Linked DNA regions of Mus musculus: region 2 is linked to region 1. The links are chromatin loops, found by intact Hi-C in ENCODE. Cell type or tissue: left cerebral cortex. All regions are shown on one strand.

Region 1 (2,500 bases):
GCTCTTTCTTGATGGCTACTTATTTGTTTAGTAAACAAGTTTTTGGTTTGGGAGCTGTTGTTGTAGTTGTTGATGATGTTGATGTTTTCAGAGTCAGGGCTCCTGCATAGCCCAGGCTGGCTCAGAGACTACTATCCTGTTACCCTAGCCACAAGTGGCTGATTGCAGGTGTTACTGTGTAACCTTGGCTATCTGAAACTCACTGTGTAAATGAGAACTGGTCTCAAAACTCCCAGAGATTGCTCTGCTTCTGCCTCTAATTAAAAGTATTCTGCTGGAATTAAAAGTATGTTCCATTACACCTGGTCTGAGCAAAACTTTTTGAAAGCCATATCTTGTGTTTGGTGCTGGATGAGGTTTCAGATCTGATGCAAATAGGAAGTACTCTCTCTGTTGCAAGGAGTATCAGTAGGAAAGTCAGTGAGGCCTGCACTAGAGAAATAATGGAATCAATAATTGTGGTGCTAGCCAGATATGGTGCCTCAGGCCTGCAGTCAGCATTTCAGAGGTTAAGACAAGGACCACAGTCAAGGGTAGTTTGGACTGCACAGACCCCGGCTCTCAAATACAGAAATAAGGCCAGCAAGATGACTCAGCAGAGAGAGGCGCTTGCTACCAAGCCTGATGATCTGAATTTGGTCCCCAGTCCCCACATGGTAGAATGGGAGAGCTGACTCCCAGAAGTTGTTCTCTGACCTGCAGGTATAGATGCACGTCATCAAGTAGTTCCTGTAGTGTGTGGATGTACACATGTTAAAAGGAATGATAAATATATAATGAAGTTTTTAAAAGTACAATAATGAAAAGAAATTGAACTCATGCCATGATGAGGACACCAGTGTTGTTAAGACAGATTCCAGATCTTAAAGCATGGGTCTAGCACTTCTCCCCTCTGGTGACATGAGAAGACCAAAACCCACTGGTTTGGTCCAAAATGATTTGTCCAGGTTCACACAGATGACAGGTAGCTTTTTTAAAAAGGTAGAACTTAAAGAGAACTTTGAAACTTCTTAGAGCAAGGTTAGAAAAGAATCAAAAGTTACTAGACCAGCAGAGAACAGAATCAGGGTTATGTTGGTGGGACCAGAAGGTGTTTGGATACCAGGCTTAGCATTGGGATTTTATCGTACAGGCAGTGGGAGAATAGAAGCAGAAAGGCCAGAAATAGAAAGCAGGAAAATTTGACTAGCTTAGACATGTACAGCAGAACGTTTTATTTCTTTAAATGAGCGCTGTTTGGGACTCTCTAGGGTGGAGTTGGAAGAGATACTGAGAGACACCCTTAGGTAACTGCTGTACTTCCCTCCCTGTCTCTACAGATATCCCACTATTGAAAGAAGCATGAGGGCTGCCGCTGGCCTCTGTCCTCTCTGCCCGTCCTCTCTCTTCCTGTGGGTTTGAGTACCATGTCCTCTCTAGCTGCCCCACCTGGATGCCTGAACTGCCACCTGTGTATCTCTGTGTACCTGAGAGCCTGCAGGCCACCTCGATGGATACTCAAGAAAGATTCTCACCATCTGCCCACTGGACAGCTGGAGGACCTGGCCCTTTGCCTGGCCCAGCCTTCCCATCTGTCTGTCAGGGATGTGTCTGAATGCGCTGGATTGAACCTCCCCTTCCCCTCAGCCTCTGGGTCCCTTCCAGCCAGCTCTTGGTGGCAGCCCCGCAGCCATGAGGGCCTGAGCACTGCTGTGTTTACTTGTGCCTTCCCCACCCTGTCCAGGTTCCCTGTTGTGCAGGTGGGTTGCTATCCACAGGCCTTAGTGGCTACTGCCACCTGTACCCGGGGGCCAGGCCTGAGGCTGCAGAAACAGATTGAAGAGTAGTAAGGCACTCAAAGCAGGAATAGCTCATGCTGGGTCCAGAATGTGGGTCCCTGAGCTTGCCCTGTGTGTTGACACTGATGGCGGCATCTTCCTTAACTGAGGACAGAGGTTTGGGAAGTCATGCCAAAGCCACCCAGCACTCGCTGACCAGCTCTCGTGCAGGTTCCTGGCTCTTTTGAGAGTTTCTAAGAAGCACCCAGAAGACCTGTGGGAAGGAGGAAAGGTGTCAGATAATGATTGTCTTCCTAATACTCAAGTTCTCACTTCCTGCTTCCAGCACTGGCTGCCTTGGCCTTGGTTTCTGTTCCTGGATAAGGGGAAGTTGCATGCTGTTTCCTGGACTTTGTCCTAGGTAGCTCTGGCTTCCTTGCAGCCCACAGAATCCTGAGATTTGCTGAGATGCCAACAAAAGCTCATCTGGCTTTTGGCAGTCTGGGCAAGTTGCCCCTTTTTAGGTTTGTGGTGATGGAGGGGAGGCTGATAGGTACAGACCAAGTCCCCGGTGGCTGCAGGCAGCTCCGGCAGGTCCTGAGGATCCTCCTCACCACGGTCATGTGCCTTAGTAACTGTGCCCAGGAAGTGGCCTGCTGTGCCACTGCTCCCACTCTGTTCTCTCCTCCCTGCCTTTCCACACGTCATCGTTGAAAAGCCACTCCTTATTTTCCCTGCCAGCT
Region 2 (2,500 bases), 60 kb before region 1:
TGTGTGTGTGTGTGTGTGTGTGTGTGTGTGTGTGTGAGAGAGAGAGAGAGAGAGAGAGAGAGATACTCTTTTCCACCTTACCTTACATATACTCTGATCCAAAGTAGGCAGCCTGGTTGAGAGCTGGGGTCACAGAGTAATTGCTGTTGAAAGTAGAGGTTGAGGTGACAGGGCAGTTGGGCGCTGACATTAAAGACTTGTCTGCTAGACTGATGGCCCACCCCCAAGGGTAACTTCTCTATAGTGACTGCTTCTCATAGCTAAGTTAATATGACTAGCTAGACAAGGAGGTAGGCTCCTGGGAAACAGGCTGTGGAGTCTTAATTAAGCCTGCCTGCACATATCCTGTTATGTACTAACAGATTTCCCTCAGTCTTACATTTCTAAGGGTCCCATTTTTTAAATTGTGTGTGTGTGTGTGTGTGTGTGTGTGTGTGTGTGTGTGTGTGATGCATCTGTACAGACAGAGACAGTCTATCTCATGTTCTGTTGCAAATGCTTGCTGCTTTCTTTCCAGAAGAGAAGGTAGGTACCTGTTACTATTTTCTCATGAGCTCTTCGTGCCACACTGGCGCTCCTAATGAGTTCCTTATCTGGTAGAGCGGCCTCAGCAAGTGCCCTTCCAGGAGTGTTTAGAATATACCTAACCCAGGGAGAGCAGACCTGTGGCTGATATGTGTCCTTGAAGATTTAGTTAGCAGTCACATTCTGATTGGGAAACACCTGAGAAAACTGTTGAGTGAGAGAACTGGGCTCTGGTTTAGGCACTCAGGCCTGTGTCCCTAGGCAAGTTGCAGCTCATGCTGAGGTTATAGTTTCTATTAAATTGAATAGATAGGACATGATAAGATGGCCTTATAGTTCATTTTAGGTAGTAATGGTTAGGGTCTCATGCTAGCAGCAAAGGTGGGAGTGATTCCCAATTCTCTTTTGCCTCTTAAGTTGTTTCTTTTTGGAATGATCCTTATGTTTTTCTCTACCTCTTTCATGTCTGTTTAGGTAACATCTATAAAGCCAGGGTCTGTTTGGATCACTGCATTCTGGGTGTCTCTGGCCTACCTTACTGTTTTTGCCCTGGACTCAGCACTTCCCCACTGTACTGCCATCTGTTTACTTGTTTGCCCTTACATTTTAGAGAACTTCCTGAGAGCACCACCTTTGTCACTGTGACAAACTTCCTTTTGTCCCCACCTCTGTCATCACTGTTTCCCTAGTTGCTGGTACACTGCTTAGATTGTGGTGTGTATGACCACTCCTGGGCCAGTTTGAGAGTTGTACTGGGTCTTTCCCTAACTAAACTCTTTACCCAGTCTCTTTATGAGCTCTGTGGGTGCTGGAGAACCTTGGATGCTGCTGCTGATTTTGAGCTGTGCCAACCCCCAGGCACTTTTGTAATCAGGGATGGGCCTTAGTTTTGTCCTGTTCATATTCAGCCATCTGCCTAGGGCTAGGGCCATCTGCTGCCTGTGAGTGACCTGAGCAAGGGAAGCGGTTGTGAATCAGTGTGGGTGAGCAGCAGCCTATTTTTTAAGGGACTAATTATATGGATGAGTCTAGGGCTGCCTCCCCAACTCTGACTTCTGTGTAATGCATGTTATGTCTCATTTTATCCAGGTCTTAGTTTTGTTCTAGATGCTGCCTTCTAACTACTCTACTAGAGAGCCTTTGCTGAGTTTTTGTTTACTTTGTGAGTGCTTTGTCCTTTAGCCCTGGTCCTTGAGAATAATCTTCATGTAATATAAATAGCACTGCAGAAAGAAAAACCAGGGAAATAAAAACCTTTAGAAATGAACCTTTGGGTCTCTTTCAGATGTAAATGATGAGCCTCTATCTATCATCTTGTAACTTTAGGTTCATCACCCTGTTTTCCATTTTTCCTCCTGAGACATCTTCAAACAACATGTATGGACTGAATTACTTACTTGGAAGGTTGTGGGTCAAGCTTGCATTTCTTCAGCTTTGTACAGAGAAGGAAAAAATGCAAGAAGAAAGTAATGTGCCCTCATCATTCTTAGTAACTTCTGAGTTTGGAGGCTCTCAGCTGGCATAAAATTATGAATGAAAACTACTAAGAGGTAGGGATAGTATGGGAATTTTAATTTTAATTTTTTTAAAGATAGGGTCCCATGCGTTTCAGGTTGGCCTAGGACTTGATATATAGGTGAGGATGACCTCACCTCCTCCTAAGTGCTGAGATTACTGGTATGTATGCTCCGTCAGACCATATTTTAGGCAGTGTTAGGGAGCCCTATACTAAATGAGTGAGCTACATCCCCCACCCCAAGAAGAGGAGTATGCATCTATCTCTTTCTCTCTCTCTCAGTCTGTCTCTGTCTCTGTCTCTGTCTCTGTCTCTCTCTCTCTCTCTCTCTGTGTGTGTGTGTGTGTGTGTGTGTGTGTGTGTGTGTGTGAGAGAGAGAGAGAGAGAGAGAGAGAGAGAGAGAGAGAGAGAGAGAAAGAGAACTTTTAAACAACCACCACAACAAAACCTCAGTGGTAG

The links. Hi-C counts contacts between places; a loop is a spot of excess contacts. Peaks named below come from ENCODE experiments on the same cell type or tissue, not always from the same donor. Only the 100,000 strongest peaks of a DNase experiment are listed, where the experiment ranks them.
Region 2: it touches region 1 in a loop (2.1-fold over the local background); 4 of 42 quality-filtered maps call a loop at or near these places.

Annotation. Positions count from the first base shown.
Region 1 is chr12:80,875,777-80,878,276 of GRCm38, forward strand. It overlaps Susd6 (sushi domain containing 6), which reads left to right. Exons shown (of 6, transcript NM_178682.4): 6 at 1,320-2,500. The coding sequence ends at 1,345. Among named protein-coding and RNA genes, the nearest start is that of Gm23298, 34 kb to the right of the region's middle. In left cerebral cortex, no CTCF peak of the experiment used is centred here; DNase peaks (open chromatin) are centred at 1,199, 1,535 and 2,286; H3K27ac peaks cover 699 bases.
Region 2 is chr12:80,815,430-80,817,929 of GRCm38, forward strand. All of the region lies in intron 1 of Susd6 (sushi domain containing 6), which reads left to right. Among named protein-coding and RNA genes, the nearest start is that of Susd6, 26 kb to the left of the region's middle. In left cerebral cortex, no CTCF peak of the experiment used is centred here; a DNase peak (open chromatin) is centred at 1,466; H3K27ac peaks cover 735 bases.